Linked DNA regions of Homo sapiens: regions 1 and 2 are each linked to region 3. A link is a contact called in ENCODE Hi-C or POLR2A ChIA-PET data. All regions are on one chromosome and are shown on one strand. The core of a region is the stretch at or near the end of the contact, and the rest is flanking DNA. Distances in the headings are between cores, read along the strand shown. Region 1 overlaps LOC105369905 (a long non-coding RNA gene). Region 2 has its middle 36 kb from the start of LINC02397. Region 3 holds the start of LINC02404 (long intergenic non-protein coding RNA 2404).

Region 1 (4,468 bases), core at 1,889-4,388, 700 kb before region 3:
GTCTCAAAGATGGTCTCATTTGTTCCATAATAAGTTTGAAATCTTATATGATTTACAGTACACAACCCAGCCTGTGGTGGTTTGTACTATTCTGTGTGGACTAAATAGAATTTTATTTGGGGGAAGTGGTGGTGGGCAATGAGTTCAATGCTCAAATCCCCCTTGGTTATGCAGGTATCATTCATTGAGCACCTATTCCATGTGCCAGGCTCTGTTCCACACACTCTCTTCCATCTTGAAAAAAACCCTCCCAGCAAGTTTTATGAGCCTAGTTTTACCTGCAAGGCCTAATGATTTGGCCAAGACTACAGAGCTGAGGTGACAAAAAACATGAGCCCAGGTGAGCCTGGCTCCAATGCCGTGACTCACACCTAGTGCCTCCTTCCCAGACATCCTACGTCGGAGAATCACATGGTTTTCCTCAGGGATAATATGCCCATTGTTCTATCTTAGTTTGTAACTCTCTCTTGGCAGGTTGTGGGGCCTAAGATAAATATCCCATGTTATTAGGGGATTGATTTAGATCACTTACACACTCAGGAAAGATATCGGTGGTGAATAAATCTTTCTGACTTAAAATAAAATTCTATGATTAAAACACTGGATTATAAGACCTCTTCCAGGCCTGATTTCCTGAATACAGAGTAGAGTCCAGATATTTGTGTCTAGTTATTAGTTGGGAGAATGCTCTTCTGAGGTCAAAAGCATGGAAATGGGACTATTATTTCAGATCTGTCAAACTCTCACCACTGGGACCAGATGGGATGTGGGCAAGTCAATGTGAGTAGACTATTAATATTAAAGGTAATGATAATAATAATAATTAGCATTTATTGAACAACTACTAGGTGTTAGTACTGTAAAAGTATTTAGGTATGTCCTCAGCACAAATCTGAGGTCCATTTTTTTTAGATGAGGAGACAAATTCTGGGAGGGTCAGCAACTTACTCAGACAGTAAGTAGGCTGTTTAAGATTCAAACCCAGACCTTCCCACCTTCATGCCCAAATCTAAGGGTTCCTGTGATATTAATCACAGACGAATAGCTCCAGCTATGACTATGAAGAGCTACTTTAAAGTTATTAACCATTCATTTAGCAATTATTTACCAATACCTCCTTTATTATAGGCAATGTGCTGCTGAACAACAGAGACATGGCCTCTGACCTCATGGTGGAGGAGAAAAAAATTCAAATTATACAAATAAACATATAATTACAAACTGTGCTATGTGCTATGATGAAAAGATGCAGAAAAGTGGGAGATCATATCACAAGGAGGCCTAACCTAATCTAGCGATCAGAAAAGACTTCCTGGAGGCAGTGGCAATTGAGTCAATATCAGAGGGATGAGTGTAGTTAACTAGGAGGAAGGCAGGGGGAATGAGAGAAGAAAATTACTGGAAGAATGATGAGCATGTACAAAGGCCCTGAGGCAGAAGGAAAGAACTTTGAGTCTGTGGTAGTTGGACACTGCTGGCCCATGGGATAAATTTAGTTTGTAAATATTTTTCTGTTTTGGCTCACAGACTCTTTTGTGAAGATTTGAGCCCCAAAGAGTAAATATTCTGATTTCAAGCTCCTCTTGAATCATCAAATGATGTGGCAACCCTGGTCCCTGTGGGCTTCATGGCTGCAATGACAAGTGCTAAGTATCTGGCCAGTTTTTTTGGTTGTTTGTTTTGGTTTTGCGACGGAGTCTCACTCTGTTGCCAGGCTGGAGTACAGTGGCGTGATCTCGGCTCACTGCAACCTCTGCCTCTCGGGTTCAAGCGATTCTCCTGCCTCAGCCTCTTGAGTAGCTGAGACTACAGGCATATGCCACCACGCCCAGCTAATTTTTTGTATTTTTAGTAGAGATGAGGTTTCACCGTGTTAGCCAAGATAGTCTTGATCTCCTGACCTCAAGTGATCCGCCCACCTCAGCCTCCCAAATTGCTGGGATTACAGACATGAGCTACCGCATCTGGCGGTATCTGGCCAGTTTAAGTGAGGCACACACTCTCCATTTCATCAGTCTTCCTACTCCTAATTTTCTCCCTAACATCAAAGCAAGGCTTCAGTTATCGTTTATCATCATATTTGCACTGTTGCTTTTCTTATAGTGGATAATTGTTTCTTGATATTGTTGTCTCCACCAAAAATTAAAGATAGACCAAGAGGATCACGTGCTTTTCCTCAAACTCAGTGTGTGCCGTTCATGTACTTTATGGCTTGGTGACTGTGGACATTTAAATTTCCCCTGCTCTTACTTTGGAGGAAACAGAATAAAGGCCCGTAGGGTGTCTCACTATGTAACTGTCTAAAATCTGTTGACTGTTTTCTCTGCTACCAACGCTTAGTGAGAATGGGAAGTGAACTCCACTCCCTGGGCAAGCAGGGAGAGCTGAATATCTAATTGATTTTTAGTCAAAGATATAAAAAAATCCTAGCTCCACTCTTCTAAAATGTAAGACTGCACTTGTTTTTAATTGCTACTCAATATATTAAGAATTTATACTATATTAAGCAAAACAGATCTCCAGATCCCCTGCCCTGGAGAACATATGCTACTCATTTTTTTCTTTGTTGGAGAAATTAATCTTGCCATCTCCAAACCCTTGTTTCTTACATATTAGCAAGACATTAAAAATTAATTTTGAATGTTTCCTAAACACTTAAAAACACGTCACGTAAGTGCAGGTATCTCTGGTATCATGAAGAGCCCTGGTCTGTGACCTAAGAAACAGTTTGCAGTTAGTTTTGCACAGTTAATATGTTACCCAAAGATAGAGTGTAAGTCATGCCACATATTCAGAGCACTAGAGGAACTCACTGGGGGAATTTGTGAATTATTTTGTAAAGTAAAGAACTTGAAGGTAATATGCAAAGTCGCTCAATATATTCTTTTTGTAAGAACGGAGTATTCTATTAGGAATTAATACAGTGTCTTTGCACTATATATGTGCTATGATGCCTAAAATATCCGTTTCCTTATATGTAACCAAAATTACTGATGGAGTTCTATTTATGTTTGCCTTATGCATCCTGGTCTACAGTTTTTCCCTTGCTTTCTTTTCTTCTTTCTGCCATGTGTCACTAAGCCCTGCTACACATCAAATCTTCAGCTTAAACTCAACCAGCAGAGGGTGCTGTTTGAGCACTTTAAATGGACTCCTCATCTTTTTGTTTTCCAAAGAGAACAATATGGGAATAATAGGCTGGGATGATATTCAATAGGCAAGATGCTGGCAAGAGAGTATGCATCAGTGATCAGGTTTCAGTATCGTTTTGCAGAAAAATCCCTTTGTTCTCTGCTGCACAAAAGGACATTCTTTGCAAAATGCACATACAGTTTCTGGTGATAAATGCATGTGTTTAAAGGTAGATGGTGATAAATGCATGTGTTTAAAGGTAAGATGAAGGGGGTGCTGGTGGTAGAGTGGAATCGGCTTCTAAATTTACTAAGTACTTGTATCCCTTTTAGGCTTGGTGTTCTGAATCAAGATATCAGCCCCACGTGTTCTCAGCTTGCTGGTAAATGATCATGAATAATTCCTGTAGTAGCAAATGACATAATAAAATAATCAGGCATTCCCTGCCCTTTGTAGATCAATGAGCACAGATGTCTCCAAATGGAAGGCGATACTGGAGAACACTCTACATCTTGTTGGGTTTGAACATTAGAGAATTAATGGCTGTTTATCAAAATAAAGTGAGCATCTCCCTGTCCTGAAATCATGTTCAGCATTAAATATATTGTAGAAGAATACTTTGTCGCTTAAGTTTTACATAAATTTGATCAACTGTGTCTAATAGTGGATTGCACATGTCTTAGTAACATTTGTATACTTGAGTTTTTATATTAACCATTTAAAAATTTTATCAAAAAGAGAAAATTCCATATAACAACAATAACAAAAGACAAAAGCACTCCAGCTGAAGAGTAATCATTCCTGTCCCACTCCTCTTATCCTCAATGTCTCTCCACACATGTAACTTTTAATTTTTATAGCATTTTTTGGTTAGTAACCTCTCTATCTCTGAATAATATGCTTACATTGATAACTCTTGAGTTATTAGTTTTATATATGATATTTGTTTTCCTACACTGACAGATGAGAATGTAACTTAAGTCACTCAATATCTCCCGTTAGTCATATTTCTATTTTAGACCTTTATTGGTTATGTAAGGAAAACATTTGTTCCTTTAACAGTAAGCAATTTATTGTGAGTCCTCATCTTTTCAGTCCTTTTCTTCCACTTCCATCTCCCAATAAAAAGGCATTCTTCCTTTTTCTTGAGCATCTAGTATTGCTGATGTGAAATTTAATGCCAGCTTGATCCTCATTCTTTGGCAGATAACCTGCTTTTCCTTTCTGCTTTTTTCTTGAAGTCATGATCCTAGATGGAAGTCTTCTTACAGCCACTGGCGAGCTCTTCTGATCTGAAATCTTGTATTTCAGCTATACAAACTCTCCTCTATCATTC
Region 2 (4,222 bases), core at 606-3,105, 630 kb before region 3:
CTACTGCCTTACAAGCTTCCAACAGAACAGCTTGACGCGGTGGATCCTTTCTTTTTGAAAATGTTAGCGAATGAGAAGTAAATCAAAGCTTTGAGCCTTGCCCGTTAGGCTGCCCCTGTGTATGGAGCTCAAAGGGGATACTTCTCTCCCCCTCCCCATCAGTGACAAAAGGCTCTCTAATCCTGATTTCCTTACAAAAAAACACAAAGTGTAAAACCAGCCTAGGGACTGCAAATAAAATGAATACTGGAGGAGCAGCTGGCACATTAATGCCCCTGAAAGCACTAGCTGGCACCTCACCCTGAAACCAAATCGCCCTGTCTCCATGGGGGCTGGGGACAGATTTAGTTTTGTAACAACACAATGAAGTATATTTTTAACAAATAAACACAATCTTGGCAGAAGCATAGGCATCTTTAGCCAGTAAATACTTCGTGCACTTGTGCTCAACTTTCCATATCCCCTACATCCCCCAGCCATCGCCCCACAAATGAAATGAAAGCTGGGAAAAGAAGTAAACTATCACAAATTCATTAAATCAGAAAAGATGTCTGTGGCCTCACTTTACAACCAAATATTACCTCTCCTTCTGAGTGGCCACTGTCTAAACAACCCTCGGCAATTTTATTTGCATTTCCTGGCCTTGACTCTTGCTTAATAGCTGGTGCTGTTTGTATTTAATCACTATTTTCTGAACTCTGTCTCTTGTCCATTTCACCTTTTCTCAAAACAAGCCCAGCCTGCACTTCTGGGAAATTATAGTGCCAAATCTTCAAGGCAGGTTAAGTAAAGAGCCGAGCTTGGAAAAGCACAAATCGTTTTGGAATATCTGGGTGTCAATGTCCAGGATTCTTGGGGACCAATGACGAGCAAGATTCAGGAACACAGCCAGTTTTTCTTAGCATTTTGTCCAGGCCCATGCTGGGAATTCGCAGCTGCTGTGTGTCGGCTCAGGGGAGATTTATTGGGAAAGAGTGAGTTTTAGTTAATTCCAGCAGCTCGTGAAAGCCACATATGACTGTCACCCAAGGGTCCAGATTACTCTCTCCAAGGGAGAGATAACTGTGAGGGAGAAGTGAGAAGAGGATGCTGAACGCAGGAAAAACGAATGACGGAAGAGAAAGAACATTCATGTGGGATTCAGGCTGCAAACAGGGAAAATCCCAGAGAATGAACCCCTTCTCTTTTTCTGAATGCTACACCCCACTCCCTGTGGCTCCCAGCCTCTCATAATTGCAGTTTGGATTGGAGTGCTTCTCTTGGCTACTGAGTGTGATCACACTTAATTTCAAGTAGCAAAGTCCATTTCAACCCATATTTTCATACTGACAAGGTGAATCTGAGTAATAGCTGTATCGAGGCTGGTTTTGGAATGACTTGCCCTGTCGATGTGAGTATTTCTCTTAAAAAAGAGAATGTGTGTAATAGTTCAGAAATAACCTTTTGCTGTCCCTAGAATCACCTCAGGAATCCCGTGAAGAGCAGCTCTTTGAATTTGCTGGTCAGAAAAGATTATTGCCTCCAAATGTTGTCTCCTAGGTCTCGTTCACTTTATCTCTGTTTGGGTATTTCACCCCAGCATGTCCTAAGCTCTGTCAAAATCTCCAGCTTCTTTTCACTTTCCTGACACCTGGTTTAGAACCTAACTTAATTTTTTTTTTTTTTTGTCTTCCTTAGCTTCTGACTAAGGCTTTTTTGTGTTTCACTGGTTTTTAGATGTTTGAAACTGATTTCAGAGGTTTGGTTGTTCTTGAGTAATTTCAGAGACATGGTTCCTCATTGTATCAAGGGATGATTTTGCTCAATGAAGCCTGACTCTCAGAGGCGGAGGATGGCATAGCAGTTCCAGGTTTTGAGTTAGGACAGAAATAGGACAATGTCCAGGGGCACAGGGGAGCCATCTGCCTCCTTAGGCTCTTTACTTCTGTCTCATTACCTAGTTTTGTGTCCTGTGCACATTCCTGAGAGAGATGGGATGGACCACTGTTGGCTTAGATTGCTCAGGATCCACTCTCTGTATCTGGAAACACCTTTGAGGGAAGCACATGGCTGAAGGGAGGTGGGGTATAGCTGAACCAAATGGGAATTTGGTTAGGGAGGTCAAGATGGGGAATGGATGTTGGAAACAAGTAGCATCTGTAACACTGCTCTTTTGTGTCCTTCTTTAGAAACTTACAAACTCTCAATATTTTATTTTTTTTAATTAATTAATTTTTTTACTTTATTTTTTGAGACAGGATCTTACTCTGTCACTCAGGCTGGAATGCGGTGGTGCATTCACAGCTTGTTGTAGCCTTGACCTTCTGGACTCAAACAATCCTCCTGCCTTAGTCTCCCAAGTAGCTGGGACTATAGGCACATGCCACCATACCTGGCTAATTTTTTTTCATTTTTTGCAGAGTCAGGGTTTCACTATGTTGCCCAGGCTGGCCTTGAACTCCTGGGCTCAAGTGATCCTCCTGCCTCAGTCTCCCAAAGTGGTGGGATTCCACCACTCAGGATTTTAATTGCCTATTGCCTCTATGCAGATGAACCTCAAATCATTATTTTTGGCTAAGGCCCCTTCTGCTCTCTAGCTACACATTCACTTTCAATGTTGTTACCTCTAATCCAACTTATATGATTGATATTCATCTTCTTTCATCTTACTCACTTCACTCAAACTCGGTCCTTCTGCTGACTTCCCTATTCTGTTTATTGTAGCACCTTTTTTTTTTTTTTTGAGATGGAGTCTTGCACTGTCACCAGGCTGCAGTGCAATGGTGTGATCTCGGCTCACTGCAACCTCTGCCTCCCAGGTTCCTGCGATTCTCCTGCCTCAGCCTCCTGAGTAGCTGGGTTACAGGCACGTGCCACCACGCCCAGCTAATTTTTGTATTTTTAATAGAGATGGGTTTCACCATGTTGGCCAGGATGGTCTCAAACTCCTGACCTCGTGATCCACCCACCTCAGCCTCCCAATGTGCTGGGATTACAGGTATGAGACACTGCGCCTGGCCATATTGTAGCACCATTCTTATAATTATTTAGACTTACTCTTCATAACCTCACCTTCCGTATGCCTATATTAATCTAGTCACCAAACCCTAATGACTCGTTCCTGGAGGAATTACTCTCATTCCTCTCTTTCTTTCCATTTTTGTTGTCACCACTCAGTTTAGACTCCTATCATCATATGCCTGAGCTAGCTTCTTGATAGGCCCTTCTTCCTTTGGTCTCTTCCCTGGTAATTCACATTGATGTAAACAGACACCTCATAAATCTTCCCAACAAGACTGCAATCATGTCAACTCTTTGCTCAAAAATCTTTATTCCTATTATCTCAAGATTTAGTACAAACTCCTTAGCTTCATATTCAAAGTAACCTTCCTCAATCTGATTCCAACCTACCTTTGGAGTCAACCTACCCTCAGTGATTTCTCTCTCTACTACTACATGTGAACCCTTCACCAACCATAAAGTTCCACTCAGTCTCTCTAAACACATCCTTTAGAGAGTGAATACAAGTTTGATTTCACAGCTTGCCACCTGCTAGCTGTGCATCTTTAGGCATAGTAACTTGCCTTTAGAAGCTTCAAATTTTGTATCTAAAATGTGGTTTTTAGGTGAATCATAAATGTGATCACATGATAAAGAATGCATGGAACATAGTAGTTTCTCAATACAAGTTTATGATGGAACAATGAGTGGCAATTCTTGATATTAAGCCTTAAAAGACCCTCTCCAAGCTAAATATTTGAAAGTCTTGACCTACATCTGAAGCTTTATTTCTCTCCTCTCACTTTTTCTCCATGGACTCAGTAATATTAACTTGTTTCCCACTCCCTGGATAGTGCAAGCCCTGCCAAATATTCCATGCTCTTACATATATTTCTACTCTCTATGAGGTTCTTCTTTCTTTGTCTACCTAGGGAGCTCCACTCATCCTGTGAGATCCAGGTTGAAAGTCTTCTCTTCTCTAGTCTTGCCATTACTCTCATGGAATAAATGGATTCATTTCTCTTCTGGACTCTCGCATATGTGGATTTTTGAGCCCCTATCTATTTCCACTTGTGGCCTATGTGCCCACTCAACACCAGGGTACATCTCTTGCCTCTTTAATTCCCATGCACACAGTTTAGGAGCTGTTCAATAAATTACTATGTATTTGATTCAATTTCATTGTGTTTTGAGCATAAGGAAAATAAAATATCATTTCTGTACTTTAATTCTTCAATAGACT
Region 3 (4,536 bases), core at 174-2,673:
TAGGAAACATGCCCTACTCATCTTCTTATTGTCCATTACAGCTTTCAGAGGCTCTGAAAAATAAATATTTGTTAACTTAAATAAATTCCAGAAGCATTCTAATGAAAAACAGTATGTGTATTAACCCAGTAGCTATTTACTGAGTGGCTACTATGTTGTAAGCATAATTATATCCTAGTTCAAAGTGACTTGAGCATGAATATTATGAGTTTCTGCTTTCAACTCATTTATATGCTATTAAGAGAAATAGAGAGAGGAAGGAAGGGAGAGAAAGAACAGGGTATGGTGGAAATCTAGAGCAGGGAGGAATAAACTTTGCCTGGGGCAATTGGTCAAGTCTTCCAGGAGAGGAAGAGTTGATCTGGGTTCTGAAGGATGGGTAATACTCAACAGGCAGTTAATGGGAGTGTAAATTACTTCAACCATTGAAAAAATTAGCATGGTGATTCCTCAAAGAGCTAAAAACAGAACTACCATTTGACCCAGTAATCCCATTACTGGCTATATATCCAGAGGAATATAAATCATTCTGCCTTGAAGACCCATGCACGTGAATGTTCATTGCAGCACTATTGACAATAGCAAAGGCATGGGATCAGCCTAAATGCCCATCAGTGACAGATTGGATAAAGAAAATGTGATACATATACACCATTGAATACTATGCAGCCATAAAAACGAATGAGATCATGTCTTTTGCAGGAACATGAATGGAGCTGGAGGCCATTATCCTTAGCAAACTAATGCAGGAACAGAAAATCAAATACCATATGTTTCACTTATAAGTAGGAGCTAAATGATGAGAACTCATGGACGTACAAAGAAGGAAACAACAGACACTGAGGCCTACTTGCGGGTTGAGGGTGAGAGGTGGGAGAAGAGCAGAGAAAATAACTATTGCATACTAGGCTTAGTATCTGGGTGAGAAAATAATCTGCAAAACAAACTCCTGTGACACAAGTTTACCTATATAACAAACCTGCACATGTACTCCTGAACCTAAAATAAAAGTTAAAAAATAATCAAATGGCAGAAAAGATAATAAGGACATTACAGGCAAAGTGAGTAGTTCTTGCAGAACAAAATTTATGGAAGGAATGTTTTAATTAGGAAACTAAGAAAAGTTCAGAGTGACTGGAACATTGAGAGAAATAGGGAGAGAAGGGGCATATTCATTTTTGACTGCTGCATAATGAGTGATCACAAACTTGGTAGCTCAAAACAACACTGTATTAGTTAGGGTTTTCTAGAGGGACAGAACTAACGAGAGAGAGAGAGAGAGATAGATAGATAAAGGGGAGTTTATTAAGTATTAACTCACACTATCACAAGGTCCTACAATAGGCATCTGTAAGCTGAGGAGCAAGGAGAGCCAGTCCAAGTCCCAAAACAAGAACCTGGAGTCCAGTGTTTGAGGGCAGGAAGCATCCAGCATGGGAGAAAGATGTAGGCTGGGAGGCTAGGCCAGTCTTTTCACGTTTTTCTGCCTGCTTTATATTCCAGCTGGGCTGGTGGCTGATTAGATGGTGTCCACTCAGATTAAGGGCGGGTCTGCCTTTCTCAGCCCACTGACTCAAATGTTAATCTCCTTTGGCAACACCCTGATAGACACACCCAGGATCAATACTTTGCATCCTTCAGTCCAATCTAGTTGACACTCAGTATTAATCATCACAAACACGTAGGTATTATCTGAAGACTTTTATGGGTCTGGGTATGGGTTAACTGGGTCCTCTGTTCATAGTCTCATTGGGCTGAAATCATGGAGTTGGCTGGGGTTATAATCTCGTTTGAGGCTCAGGGACCTCTTTCAAGCTCACATGGTGATTGGCAGAATTCAGTTATCTGAAGCTGTGCAATTGGGAAAATTATTTCTAACTAGCTGTTAACTGGAGACCCCTCTAAGTCCTAGAAGTCACCCACACAGCCCCTCCATAGGCCCTGTCAGAACATGCCAGTTTGCTTCATTCTGAGGCCAACAGAAGAGCTTCCCTATCCCATTTCCGCTTCCCTTAAAGCACTCATCTGATTAGGTCATGCCCACCCAGGATCATCCCCCCTTTTGATGAACTCAAAGTCACATGATTAGTAGTCAGTGATATCCCACCATATTCACTTACTCTGCCCACATTCAAGGGGAGGACATTATAACAGGTTGGGGACTCCAGGAGTCAGAATCTTAGAGCTCTTTCTATCACAATCGAAGTAGGAAAAAGCTGAAGGAATCCAAAATTTGAACTTTCTGTAGGCCCTGTCACTATCCATCTAGTTTTGAGTCCCTTCATTGATATACACTTTTATCTATAAAACCTTCATAGAGATGGTCTCAGTCTAAATAAATAATATAACTAACAGAATTCTGCACACTGCTTTGCACATATATCTATGGTATGAAGTTTCTTCATACCAAAGCCACTCTGAGGAATTCACACTATTCTTCAGGGTGAAGAATGGAAAGTTTGTTAACATTGTTAAGAAGGGAGGGAACATGATCAGATTTGCTTTTTGCACTGGGCCAGGATGATGAGCAATCTGGCCTCAAACTCACTACTAATTTGTATTTTAATTACCCTAATACAACACATGACTAAGAATTTGATAATACTTAGTTTTTATGATGGAAAATTTTGAACATATCAAAATAAACAGAATGATATATTTCCCCATGTCCTGACCTTGGTTTTGGTAGTTATCAACTATCAATGTCATGTTTGTTTCACCTTTCCTCTTTTCCCATTTTCTCCTATTTTATTAATATTTGTTTCTTTAGTTGTTTTTGAGGCAAGATTTATATATATTCAATTACTGTACAATTTTGACCAATGCATACACTCATGTAACCCACACACCTATCAAGATAAAAAGTATTTTTTATTACTTTTATTACTCAGAAAGTTTTCCCATATCTCTTCCAAGTCAACCCCTCCCACTCTGCTAAGAGGCAGCCACTGTTTTTGTTTTCTGGTTTTTGTTTTTTGCCACTCTTAGAACTTTATATAAATGGAGTCATACAGCATGCATTCTTTTGTGTCTGGCTTTTTTTCACAGCATAATGTCTGGGACAAGCATTTATGCCATTGAGTGTATTCACAGTTTATTCCTTTGTATTGTCAAGTAGTAGTCCATTAAAAGAATATGTCACTGTTTTTCCATTATTTTCATACCTGGGCTGTTTCCAGTTTTGGGCTATTACAAACAAAGCTACTATTTCCATTCTTATAGATGTCTTTCTGTGGACATCTATTTTTATTTTCCTTAAGTAAATATATAGGAGTTTGCTGAATTAAAGGGCATACATACTATATCTAAATTTATTAGGAACTGTAAAAATTTCTTTCAAAGTGTTTGTAACATTTTACACTCCCATCAGCAATGTATGAGAGTTACAGTTGCTCTGCATCCTCACCAACACTTGTTGTTGCTAGTTTTAATTGCAGCCATTCTGATGGGTGTATATTAGTGTCACATTGTGGTTTTAATTTATATTTCCATTATGACTGATGGCATTGAATAATTACATTTAGATGTGGAATAATACTGCTGAAGAGCCTCAGTTTTCGTATTAGACCAACCCTGGTTCAAATCCCTGCTTTGCTTCTTACCCATCAAGATTCTTGACTTCTTTCTAAAATATATATCCATATAGCAGCTACCCAGCTACCCAAATTTTGCACACACACACACACACACACACACACACACACACACGAACAGCAATCCCCAACCTTTCTGGCACCAGGGATTGATTTACCTGGAAGACAATTTTTCCATGGATGGGGCAGAGGGAAGCATGGTTTTGGAATGAAACTGTTCCACCTCCGATCATCAGGCATTAGATTCTCATATTGAGTGCAATATAGATCCCTTGCATGTGCACTTCACAGTAGGATTCATGCTCCTTTGAGAGTCTAATGCCCCTGCTGATCTGACAGGAGGCCAAGCTCATGTGGTAATGTTGACTTGCCAGTCACTCACCTCCTGCTGTGCAGCCGGGTTCCTAACAGTCCATAGACTGGTACAAGTCCATTGTACTAGAATATATAAATACTATATATATTTTAGTGCATATATAAATAGAACATATATTTATAAGTATATATAATTCTTTAAAAAAAAATTTTTTTTTTGAGACAGAGTCTCGCTCTTGCTGCCCAGGCTGGAGTGCAGTGGTGCGATCTCAGCTCACTGCAACCTCTGCCCCCTGGGTTCAAGTTATTCTCCTGCCTCAGCCTCTCTCTGCCAGGCTGGTCTCGAACTCTTGACCTCAAGTGATCTGCCCCCCCCTTGGCCTCCCAAAGTCCTGGGATTACAGGCATGAGCCATCATGCCTGGCTTATATATAATTCTAGTATCTGCTACATGGATTGTGTGGTAAAGGTTAAGCAAGAAAATACGCATAAATTTCTTAGGAAAGTATGTGGCCCAACAAATAGTAGTTTTACTACTCATTGAAGACTTTCATGAATTATACTTATTGACACACAAATAGGCAGGTAGATTACTTATTGTTATTTTCAGATGGAGGGAATTAAAGGG

The links. Hi-C counts contacts between places; a loop is a spot of excess contacts on that map. ChIA-PET counts read pairs that join two places held with the same protein, here RNA polymerase II (POLR2A). Pooled maps may share reads with other maps.
Region 1: a loop to region 3 is called in a map of naive thymus-derived CD4-positive, alpha-beta T cell, with 6 times the contacts of the local background. The contact joins the enhancer-like site here to the promoter of LINC02404 in region 3. A Hi-C loop is called at or near these places in 7 of 168 maps with a recorded cell type or tissue (B cell, CD4-positive, alpha-beta memory T cell, CD8-positive, alpha-beta T cell and 3 more) and 13 of 50 pooled maps. POLR2A ChIA-PET finds 5 or more read pairs at or near these places in 5 of 52 experiments (CD4-positive, alpha-beta T cell, CD4-positive, alpha-beta memory T cell, T-cell and 2 more).
Region 2: a map of CD14-positive monocyte shows a loop between it and region 3 (4-fold over the local background). The contact joins the enhancer-like site here to the promoter of LINC02404 in region 3. A Hi-C loop is called at or near these places in 2 of 168 maps with a recorded cell type or tissue (B cell and CD14-positive monocyte) and 7 of 50 pooled maps. POLR2A ChIA-PET finds 5 or more read pairs at or near these places in 1 of 52 experiments (T-cell).

The regions. Positions count from the first base shown.
Region 1 is chr12:92,569,206-92,573,673 of GRCh38, reverse strand. The region is part of intron 1 of LOC105369905 (a long non-coding RNA gene); the gene reads right to left. Among named protein-coding and RNA genes, the nearest start is that of LINC02397, 100 kb to the right of the region's middle. RefSeq lists an enhancer at 3,023-3,152. Within about 2 kb of position 3,138, at least 5 of the 41 ENCODE cell types and tissues checked have a DNase peak (open chromatin) inside an H3K27ac peak, as active enhancers do.
Region 2 is chr12:92,500,269-92,504,490 of GRCh38, reverse strand. No RefSeq gene overlaps it. Among named protein-coding and RNA genes, the nearest start is that of LINC02397, 36 kb to the right of the region's middle. RefSeq lists an enhancer at 1,414-1,663. Within about 2 kb of position 1,855, at least 6 of the 41 ENCODE cell types and tissues checked have a DNase peak (open chromatin) inside an H3K27ac peak, as active enhancers do; they include B cell and CD14-positive monocyte, where a contact is called at or near this core.
Region 3 is chr12:91,872,190-91,876,725 of GRCh38, reverse strand. It overlaps LINC02404 (long intergenic non-protein coding RNA 2404), which reads right to left and starts at 1,423. Exons shown (of 3, transcript XR_945201.2): 1 at 1,322-1,423.